Regions from separate parts of the Homo sapiens genome. Here region 2 is linked to region 1. Evidence: read pairs that join two places in POLR2A ChIA-PET (ENCODE). Cell type or tissue: PC-9. All regions are shown on one strand. Links, peaks and the distances in the headings refer to the core of each region. The heading gives the core; the rest is flanking DNA. Region 1 overlaps LSP1 (lymphocyte specific protein 1). Region 2 has its middle 14 kb from the start of KRTAP5-6.

Evidence for each region. Peaks named below come from ENCODE experiments on the same cell type or tissue, not always from the same donor. Only the 100,000 strongest peaks of a DNase experiment are listed, where the experiment ranks them.
Region 2: POLR2A ChIA-PET joins it to region 1 with 5 read pairs; 2 of 35 experiments call an interaction of 5 or more read pairs at or near these places.

What each region holds. Positions count from the first base shown.
Region 1 is chr11:1,860,917-1,866,291 of GRCh38, forward strand. The region is part of intron 1 of LSP1 (lymphocyte specific protein 1); the gene reads left to right. Among named protein-coding and RNA genes, the nearest start is that of MIR4298, 4.1 kb to the left of the region's middle. In PC-9, for the core only: no CTCF peak of the experiment used is centred there; DNase peaks (open chromatin) are centred at 2,345 and 2,775; H3K4me3 peaks cover 750 bases; H3K27ac peaks cover 811 bases.
Region 2 is chr11:1,708,679-1,714,053 of GRCh38, forward strand. No RefSeq gene overlaps it. Among named protein-coding and RNA genes, the nearest start is that of KRTAP5-6, 14 kb to the left of the region's middle. In PC-9, for the core only: no CTCF peak of the experiment used is centred there; no DNase peak of the experiment used is centred there.

The DNA of each region.
Region 1 (5,375 bases), core at 304-5,303:
CAGGAGAAGTAGACATATGGATGGATATGGATAATAGATGAATAGATGGATACGTGGGTGGATATAACAAGAGATGAGTAGAAAGATAGATAGATAATGAATCAATAGACAATTGAATCCGTGCTGAGTAAACTATTAGAAAGACGGATGTGTGAGTAGACACTACTAAATCAGGAATTTTGCACTCTCTTCCAGGAACACTTCCTCCCATTTCTCTCATCTCTTTTCAAATAAGAAAAGAATTACTTCTTTCCATGAGGCTTTCATATATAAAGACCCAAGGAAAGAATTACTTATTTCCATGAGGCTATCATACGTAAAATATCAATCCCCTCCAGAACTCCATATGCCTTTACCCTGATTTATATTTTCTGTCATATTTTCCATCATCTGACCTTTATTTATTTATGTGTTTGTTCCCACACTTGAAACATGATCATCATAAGAGCAGGGACTTTGTTAATGCTGAATCCCCAGCACCTTCAAAGTGTCTGAATTCAGTACAGATTTATTGAATAAATATATGGAAGGATGGAGAGACAGATGGATAGACAGATGGATGAATGAATGGATGGATGGATAGATGGGTGGATGGATGGATGGGTGGATGGATAGATGCATGGATGAATGGATGGATAGATGGATAATGGATAGATAAATAGATGAATGGTTGGATGGATGGATGAATGGATGGGTAAATGGATGGATGGATAGGTGAATAGATGGATAAGTGAATGGATGGATGGATGGATAGATGGGTGGATGGGTGGATGGGTGGGTGGATGGATGGATGGATGGATGGATGGATGGATGGATGGATGGATTGGTGGATGAGTGGATGAGTGGATGGGTGGATGGATGGATGGGTGGATGGATAGATGGATGGATGAATAGATGGATGGGTGAATGGATGGATGGATGGATGGATTGATGAGTGGATGGATGGATGGGTGGATGGATAGATGGATGAATAGATGGATGGGTGAACGGATGGATGGATGGATGGATGGATGGATTGATGAGTGGATGGATGGGTGGATGGATAGATGGATGGATGAATAGATGGATGGGTGAATGGATGGGTGGATGGATGGATGAGTGGATGGATGGATGGATGAATGGATGGATGAATGGATGGATGAGTGGATGGGTGGATGGACGGATGCATGGATGAGTGGATAAATGGATGGATGAATAGATGGGTGGGTGGATGGGTAAAATGGATGGATGAACTGATGGATGAATGGAGAGATGGACAGAGAGATGGATGGATGAGTAGATGGATGGATGAGTGGGTGAATGGATGAGCGCACACATAACAGTGGAGTTGACATCAAATACTCTCCCATATTGTCCCTCACAGGACATGCTCTAGTTGTAAAACCATGAATCTTGGCCGCTACATGTAAATATCTGTTCTTGTCACTTCCCATCCATCAGCATTTCTGACAGATGATCATTCTCTAGTGACAGGGAAGTCCTGCCATTCCAAGGTAGCTCTTTTCCCTGTGGGAATATTCTTCCTTCTTTTGAACTAAAATATGCCTTGGCCACATTTCATTCCTGGCTGTCTGTGGCTGGGACTCCTCCAGAAGTTAAAACAGGAGGCAAGGAGGAAATAGGCAGGTTGAGGTGCAAATGAAGCACATGCTCACTGCCCCCCACCCCAGGTAATCTCACCTTACCTGGGTGATCTGTCCTCCCTGAGTGATCTCAGTTTCTCTGTGTGATCTTCCCTACCCCTGGTAATCTCACCTCCCCTGAGTGATTTAGCTTTCCCTGGGTGATCTCACCTCCCCTGGGTGACCTCACCTCCCCTGGGTGACCTTACCTCCCCTAGGTAATCTCGCCTCCCCTGGGTGATCTCACCTCCCCTGGGTGATCTCACCTCCCCCAGGTAATCTTGCCTCCTCTGGGTGACCTCCCCTCCCCTGGGTGAGCTCACTAAACATTTGTCCAACCTGAGGTCCAGCCCTGGCTACCATCCCTCCTGCTTACTCCAGAATCCTGTGGTCTCTGCAGCTTTGTGGATGCTGGGGATGTGGGGCCAACACCATGGTCTCTAGTGGACATTCCCTGCTTCCTCCTGGGTTGTGCCGGGGGAGGGGAGATGCTGTGGGCTCCTCTCTCCAGGACTGGCCCTGGGACCCAGTCTGGTGTGTATGTAGGGAGTGGGGACGGACTTCCTGACTCCCGCAGTCTCCATGGGGTAGCCCACCACCTGAGTCACCACAGCCCGGTCTATGGTCCCATGTGGAATTTTCCGACTGTTGCCGCCACCCCCGGCGTGCTGCCCTCCGCGGTGATTCACCCGCTTGCCCGTCTGCTCACAGCCTCACCCTTGCTTCCCTCAGTGTTCCCAAGGTGCTGCGCAACCCCAACTCCCTGGCCTGGCCAGGGTCATGATAGCTGGGGAGGCAAGAGGTGGCTGTTCTCCTTGAATGTAGGGACAGAGGGTGGCATGGGCAGATGAGTGCCCGTGCACAGATGGTGGCCCAGGACTAATTGGGTGGCCAGCGGCCGGCAGATCTGGCTCTGGTTCTGGCTGTGCCAGGCCCTCACTCTGTGACCTTGGATGCCAGTGCTGCTGGCTGGACCTTGGTTTCTCCATCCTGGACATGGGTACATGGTGGTTCTGAGTGCCAGCGAGCTGGGCAAACCGCCGGATGTGAGACTGCCGTCGCGGAGCTGACCCTCGGTGAGCCCTGAACATGCGTCCCATCCCACCCCTCGTCCGTCCGGCCACTAGCCCCGAGTGTTCTCCAGTGAGTCACAGCAGCCAAGCCCAACCAGAGGAACAGAGGGCTGGGCTGCTCCTCCCTGGGCCAGGGCCAGAGGACGCGGGCAAGGGGGGCCTGGCTGGCGAGGGCACCAGGCCCACTTTGTGCCCACTGGCCACCTCTTGGGACCATGCTGTGCCAATACCAAACCGAAGATGCTGCGTTGGTGGCGTCTCTGCCTCTTGGGTCAACTCTGCAGTCTGGCTGGGGGGTTGGGCCCACCAGGAAAGGCAGCAGCCTCCCCATTTGGGGAACAGAGAGGGTTCTTGGGGTGCCAAGCCTTCTCTGGAGGTGACAACAAGAGCAGAGGCCGGGAATGAACAAAGGGAAAGTGGAGAACCAGGAGCGGGGGAGAGGGGAGGAGGGGAGAGGAAGGGAGGGGAGGGGAAGGGAGGGAGGAGGGAAGGAGGGAGGGAGACAGAGATAGGGACAGAGACACCAGAGGGAAAGGAGAGAGGAGAGAGGGGCTGAGTGCGAGACGGGGAAGGAGGGGACGGGACAAAGAGGAACCAGCGAAGGGTCCAGGCCTGCGATGATGGTGAGGGAGGTGGCAGGTTGACGAGGGGCTGGACAAGAACGGCCGACGAAGGAGAAGAACAGAGGAGGGCCCGGGCAGGGCCTGGCAGAGGGCATGAGGCACTCCGAGGTGGGAGGCGGCGATGGGCAGAATAGGCCCCTGTGCCTGGGGCAGGGGCACCACAGAGGGCTAGGGGAGACCGAGAAGCGGGCAGCGGCTACCAAGGTGGCCTGAGGGCAGAGGCGGAGGGAGGAAGGGAAAGAGGAAGGGAGGGAGGGAGGGAAGGAGGCAGCCACGCTGCCCATCAGCGCGCCACAGAGGTCTGGCTGAGCCCCACGCTGCTGGGCTGGGAGAGTTTTCGCTCTGACATTTTTACTCTTCTCGGAAGGAGGAGGAGGTGGAGGTGGAAGAGATGGAGGCGGGAGGAGAAGGGGGCTGGGGGAAACAAAAGAGAAGCAGCTGCTGAGAGTCCTGAAGTAGGAGAGGGGAAAGGGAGACCCACAGTCAGGGAGACCCACAGGGATGGGGACACAGGGACCAGGCTGCCTGCAGGGAGCCGGCCTGCAGACCCTCGTGCCAGGAGCCGAAGGGAGGGACCAGGCTGCCCACAGACCCCTGTGCCAGGTGCCAGAGGGAGGGACCAGGCTGCCCAAGGGAGCCGGCCCACAGACTCCTGTGCCAGGGGCCAGAGGGGCCAAGACAGGCAGGCAGAGGGTCACAGGGACAAGGAGAACACCAGACAGAGAGAAGGGACAGGGGAGGGGTGACAGCCAGCGAGAGACCGAGGGCCAGGGCAGAGCGCCAAGGAAGTGCAGGAGTGAGAGGGGCCAGGAGAGGCAGGAAAGCCAAGGAGAGCTGGGCACAGGGGGGCAGGGGTGCGGGAGGAGGGCAGCAGAGAGGAGGGCCAGCAGGACAGGAGCCTTTGAGATGCTGCTCTATCCCCGGGGCTGGGGTCAGGCCAGGTCGCCGCCTGAGCAGAGGCTGCAGCCTGGGCAGTCCCGGGCTTCTGAGGAGGAACTCTAGCAGACAGGGCCTGGATACCTCTTGAGGTAGGTCCCTCCTGCCCTGGCTGGGCATGGAGGGCAGGGCAGGGTGCCCATGCTGGGCTGCCACATGCACCGGGCCACTGGGCCTCCCCCCAGCTTCGGTAGGCTCTGCTGCCCCAAGCGTGGGCAGCGAGAGGGTGCCAGGCTGGTTGCGTGTACATGTGTGAGTGCGGAGGCTGCTTGAGGCCTCTCTTCCTCCTGGCTCCTGGCAGCTGCCCATGCATTCTCCTTCCCCATCCCACCTGCACTGCCGGCTGCGCTGTCGCCTGCTCACACCGTCCCACCCGCACCGCCGGCTGCACTGTCACCCGCTCACACCGTCCCACCTGCACCGCCGGCTGCACTGTCACCCATTCACACCATCCCACCTGCACCACCGACTGCACTGTCACCCGCTCACGCCGTCCCACCTGCACCGCCGGCTGCACTGTCACCTGCTCACACCTCTCCCCGAGCCCCAGGGATTCTGCTTGACTCTGAGCCCCCAAAATGAAGGGCCCATCCTCTGGGTGGCTTCTGGGGCCTCCCGTGGGGTCCTTCGGATCCTGGGCACCCTTCAGTCACCCTCACTTCACAGATCATGAAACTGAACTTTGGGCTGAGCTTACCGGCCCTGGCTGCAGCCACCAACCCTGAGTGGGAGGCTCCTCAGGGCCAGGGAAGGTGCCCGGGCCTTGTCCACCTGCAGGTGTTGGGCCAGTGTGGTGCCCTCTCCCAGCCTGTTTCTTCCTCTGTAAAGTAGTGGTGTGGCCCTTCATGGGGTCAGGTGGGAGAGCAGAGTTTGGAGGGCCCAAGGCTCCTCAAGACCCAGCCTGGGCAGTCTCAGAGATATCCCTCTGCACCGTCAGCCACTCTGAGCCGCCTGTAGTGCCCTTTCTCCTCCTCAACCCTTCCAGGCTTTTAAGCCAAACTGAAACACCACCTCCTGCTTGAAGGCTGCCTTGCTTCTTCCTAACCTGGAGGGCTGTCCTGCTCTGACTTCCTTTGATGGCATGGAGCATGCTGGCCGGACCTCGAGCTACTGGAAGGCAG
Region 2 (5,375 bases), core at 311-5,310, 150 kb before region 1:
AATATACAATTGTAAATGTAAAACAACAACAACAAAACCAAGACAAACACATTATTCTCAAGAGGTAGACAACAGACAAGAAAGGACTGGGAGGTGAGCCCTGGGACGTGAGCCCTTCAGTGGCCCCAGGTTTCAGCCCTCAGAGTGTTTCCAGGTCATGGCGCAGGGAGAGGAGACCCCGGGGAAGCTCAGTGTATTCCTTGAGTTGAGCATTTGTGAAGACCAAGGCAGCCCGAGGTCACAGGGCAGAGCATCGGAGAGTGGAGCGCTGCACAGGGAGCTGGGAGACATGCGGAGGGTCCCCTCTTCAGTCCTCAGCAGGGCACTGAATGGCACATGCGTGGGAGAGAACTACTTGAAGCCAGGGAAAGAACCAGCAGAGAGGACCAAAGGGAACTGTGCCAGGCGCGCACACAGGGCTGGGGACAGTGACTGACCCCAGCAGAAAGGCTGGAAAATTCCACAATTCATGGAGCATGTGGGTGGAATATTGAGAAGGGTCTCAACAGTGGAGAATAAATAACCTTCTACTAAGAATCTTCCCTCCATAATTGCTAGAAAAAGCAGATGGAAACTAAATAAGAACACAGGGCCGGGTGCGGTGGCTCACTCCTGTAATCCCAGCACATTGGGAGGCCGAGGCGGGCGGATCACGAGGTCAGGAGATCGAGACCATCCTGGCTAACACGGTGAAACCCCGTCTCTACTAAAAATACAAAAAATTAGCCAGGCGTGGTGGCGGGTGCCTGTAATCCCAGCACATTGGGAGGCCGAGGCAGGCAGATCATGAGGTCAGGAGATCGAGACCATCCTGGCTAACACGGTGAAACCCCGTCTCCACTAAAAATACAAAAAATTAGCCGAGCGTGGTGGCGGGCGCCTGTAGTCCCAGCTACTCGGGAGGCTGAGGCAGGAGAATGGTGTGAACCCGGGAGGCAGAGCTTGCAGTGAGCCGAGATCGCGCCACTGAGTTCCAGCCTGGGCGACAGAGCGAGACTCCGTCTCAAAAAAAAAAAAAAAAAAAAAAAAGAACACAGAAGGCTTGAACAACGCTTTAAACCAGCAGGATGTAGTCAGCGTTTAGAGGTCACTCCACCCAATAACAGCAGAATACACACTCTCTTCAAGTGCACAGGGAACATTTACCAACATAGACCATATTCTGGGCCAGAAAAAAAGTCTCAACAGATTTTAAGAGGTCCAAGTCCCACAGAGTATATTATCTGACCCTATGGAATTCAATCCCACATATTTGGAAACTAAATAGCATACTGCTAAGTAATCCACGGGCCAAAGAATAATTAAAAGAGAAACCCAAAATTATTTCAAACTAAAAGAAAATCAAAGCTACATCTAAATTTGTGTTTTCACAAATTTATAGCATTAAATGTCCATGTTAGAAAAGAAGTTTTCCAGGTTGGACATGGTAGCTCATGCCTATAATTCCAGCATTTGGGAGGCTGAGGAGAGAGGATTGCTTGAGCTCAGGAGTTCGAGACCAGTCTGGGAAATATAGTGAGCCCTTGTCTGTACTAAAAATCAAAAATATTAGCTGGGTGCAGTGGTGCATGCCTGTAGTCCCAGCTACTCAGGAGGCTGAAGGTGGGAGGGTCACTGGAGCCTAGGTTGTTGAGGCTATAGTGAGCCGTGATTGTGCCACTGTACTACAGCCTGGGTCACAGAGCAAGACCGCATCTGGAAAAAAAAAAAAAGAAAAGAACAGCAACAAAAATAAGTTTTCCAATTCATGACCTCAGTTTTCACCTTAAGTAATGAGAGAAAGGAGCAAATAATTAAAAAAAAAGAAAAAAAGTACATTTAAAGGATCAGAGTGAACAATCAATGAAACACAGAACAAAAATAGAGAAAATCAGTGACGCCAAATCTCATTCTTTGAGATCAATAAAACTGATAAATTCTTAGCTAGACTCATCAAGGGGAAAAAGGGAGAGAAAAGACACAAATTACTAACATCAGGAATGACAACAGCATAATCATCGTAGGTTCTACTAAGTGTTAAAAGAATTGAGAAGGAATAATATGAGCAATTTAATGTTGATGCATTTAACAGCTTAGATTAAATGGACAAAATTTATGAAAGGCACAAACTTTCAAAGCTTACTCAAGAAGAAAAAGATAACCAGAGTAGCCCTGTATTTATTTAATACGTAAAATTTGGCTTTAAAAAACAAAAACAAAAGCAAAAACAAAACTTCCCACAAAGAAACCTCCTGGCCCAGGCAGCTTTACAGGCAAATTCTACCAAACATGCAAAGAAGACTTAACACCAAATCCACACTCATGTTTGCAGGAAATTGAAGAGGAAAGAACATTCCCAACTCATTCTAAAATATGCACAGAAATGAAAAAAAAAAGTCACATCTGAAAAAGGAAAAGTCTACCCTACTTGATTTTAAAAAATGTAAACCTGCCTGGGCACGGTGGCTTACGCCTGTGATCCCAACACTGTGGGAGACTGAGGTGGGCAGACTGCTTGAGGCCAGGAGTTCAAGACCAGCCTGGCCAACACAGTGAAATCTCGCCTCTACCAAAAATACAAAAATTTGTCCAGGCGCCACGGCTCACGCCTGTAAGCCCAGCACTTTGGGATCTTGGACTTCTGACCGCTAGAACTGCGAGAAATTGAATTTCTATTGTTTAGGTCACGCAATCTGTGGCACTCTGTTCTGTCAGCCCCTTGTTGACTGAGGCAGCCATATCTCAAGATATTTTGTTTGTTAAACTTGTGGGGAGGGTGCTGCTGGCATTGGATGGGCAGCGGCCAGGGATGCCGCTGAATACTTTATGATGCACAGGACGGCTCCACACCAAAGAATGGTCTGGCCCCAAATGCTGATAATGTCAAGATTGAGGAACCATGAGATAAATAAATAAACCAGTGAAACAGGATAGAGAGTTTGGAAACAGAGCCGCACATAAATGGACAACTCCTGGTCTCTGTAACAAACGCTGCTGGAATAACTGCGTATCTGTGTGCAAAAAGTGAACTTCAAGGTACACATCATGCCACAGAACACTACCTCCAAACAAATCATAGGTTTACATTCAAATTTAGGAGAAAGTCTTTGTGGCCTCGTATTGGGCAAACATGTCTTAGACATGAGGCCAAAAGCACACTTCATAAAATACAAAAAGTGATGAGTTGAACTTCATCACAATTAAGAAATTCTGTGTTTGGAGAGGCACTGTTAGGAGAGTGAAAATGCAAGCCACAGATGGAGAGAAAACATTTGAAAACATATTATCTGATAAAAGACATGTATCAGTCTTTAAGGAATTCTTGAAGTCTGGCTGGGCAAAATGGCTCACGCCTGTAATCCCAGCAGTTTGAGAGGCTGAGGCAGGAAGAGCAATTGAACCCAGGTGTTCGAGACCAGCCTGGGCAACATAGCAAGACCCCGACTCATTTTGTTTTAAAAAAATAAAGCTAAAAAAAGACTTCTTAAAAATCATGACTGGGCAAGTGGCTCATGCCTGTAATCCTAGCATTTGGGGAGGTCTAGGCGGGTGGATCACTTGAGGTCAGGAGTTTGAGACCAGCCTGGCCAACATGGTGAAAACCTATCTGTACCAAAAAATACAAAAATTAGCTGGGTGCGGTGGTGCACGCCTATATTCCCAGCTACTTGAGAGGCTGAGGTGGGTGAATCACTTGAACCTGGGAGGCGGAGGTTGCAGTGAGCCAAGATCGCACCACCACACTCCAGCCTGGGCGACAGAGCAAGACCCTGTCTCAAAAAAAAAAAAAAAAAAAAAAAAAAAAAACCAATAAGAAGAAAACAACTAAGTATGGAAAATGGGCAAAATATTTATTATTTATTTTGTTATTTATTTTATTAATTTTTATTTCAATAGCTTTTGGGGTACAAGTGATTTTTTTGTTACATCGATGAATTCTATGGTGGTGAATTCTGAGATTTTGGTGCACGTGTCACCTGAGTAGTGTACATCGTACCTAAAAGTGTCATTTTAAAAATCTCCAGCCCCCTCTCGCCGCCCCTCTTCTGAGTCTCTGAAGTCCGTTACATCACTCTGTATGCCTCTGTATACTCACAGCTTAGCTCTCACTTAAAAGTGAGAACATACGGTTTTTTATTTTCCACTCCTGTGTTACTTCACTTAGAATAATGGCCTCCAGCTCCATCTAAGTTGATGCAAAAGGCATTATTTTGCTCCGTTTTTATGGCTGAGCAGTATTCCATGGTGTATCTGTGCCGCATTTTCTTTAGCCACTCGTTAGTCGATGGGCACTTAGGTTGGTTCCAGATCTTTGCAATTGTGAACTGTGCTGGAATAAACATACCCGTGCAAGGGTCTTTTTCATAGAATGACTTCTTTTCCTTTGGGTAGATACCCAGGAGTGGGATTGCTGGATCGAATGGTAGGTCTACTTTTAGCTCTGTAAGGAATCTCCACACTGTTTTCCATAGAGGTTACACTGATTTACATTAAAAATGGGCAAAAGGGGCCGGGAGCATGGCCCACACCTGCAGTCCCAGTACTTTGGAAGGCTGAGGCAGGTGGATCACTTGAGGTCAGGAGTTTGAGACCAGCCTGACCAACACGGTGAAACCCCATCTCTGCTAAAAAAAAAAAAAAAAAATACAAAAATTAGCTGGGCGTGGTGGCACACGCCTGTAATCCCAGCTATTCAGGAGGCTGCGGCAAGAGAATTGCTTGAACCTGGGAGGCGGAGGTTGCAGTGAGCTGAGATCATGCCATTGCAGTCCAGCCTGGGCAACAGAGCAAGATTCCATCTGAAAAAAAAAAAGAAAGGGCAAAAGATTTAAACAGACACTTCATATATATATATATATATATATATATATATATATAGCAAATAAGTGCATGAAAATGTGCTCCGCATAATTAGTAATTAGGAAAATGTAAATTAAAACCCACGAAGTAACACTATATACTCCTTGGAATGGCAACAGTTTCCATGTCGAGTGCTGGCAGGGGTGGCAGAAATGGAACTCTGTACACCACTGGTGGGAGAGAAAATGGTATGGCCCCTGGGGAAATCGGCGTGGCAGTTTCTTATAAAATTAAGCGTACACTTAGCATAAGACTCAGCAATCCTACTCAAAGACATTTATCCAAGTGAAATAAAAATCTGTGTTCACACAAAAACCTGCATAGGAATGTTTGTTTGTAATTGCCAAAAGCCAGAGAAAGCCCAAACTGCCCCTCAACTTGGGATAAAGTGTGGATAAAAGTGGATAAACTGTGGCACATCTGTAATTGGGAGTCCTACCTCGCAAAGCAAGGGGCAAACCATAGAGGCACACAACACGAACGAATCTCAAGGCATCAGCCTACGTGAAAGAAGCCAGGCTTGGAAGATTCCCTGT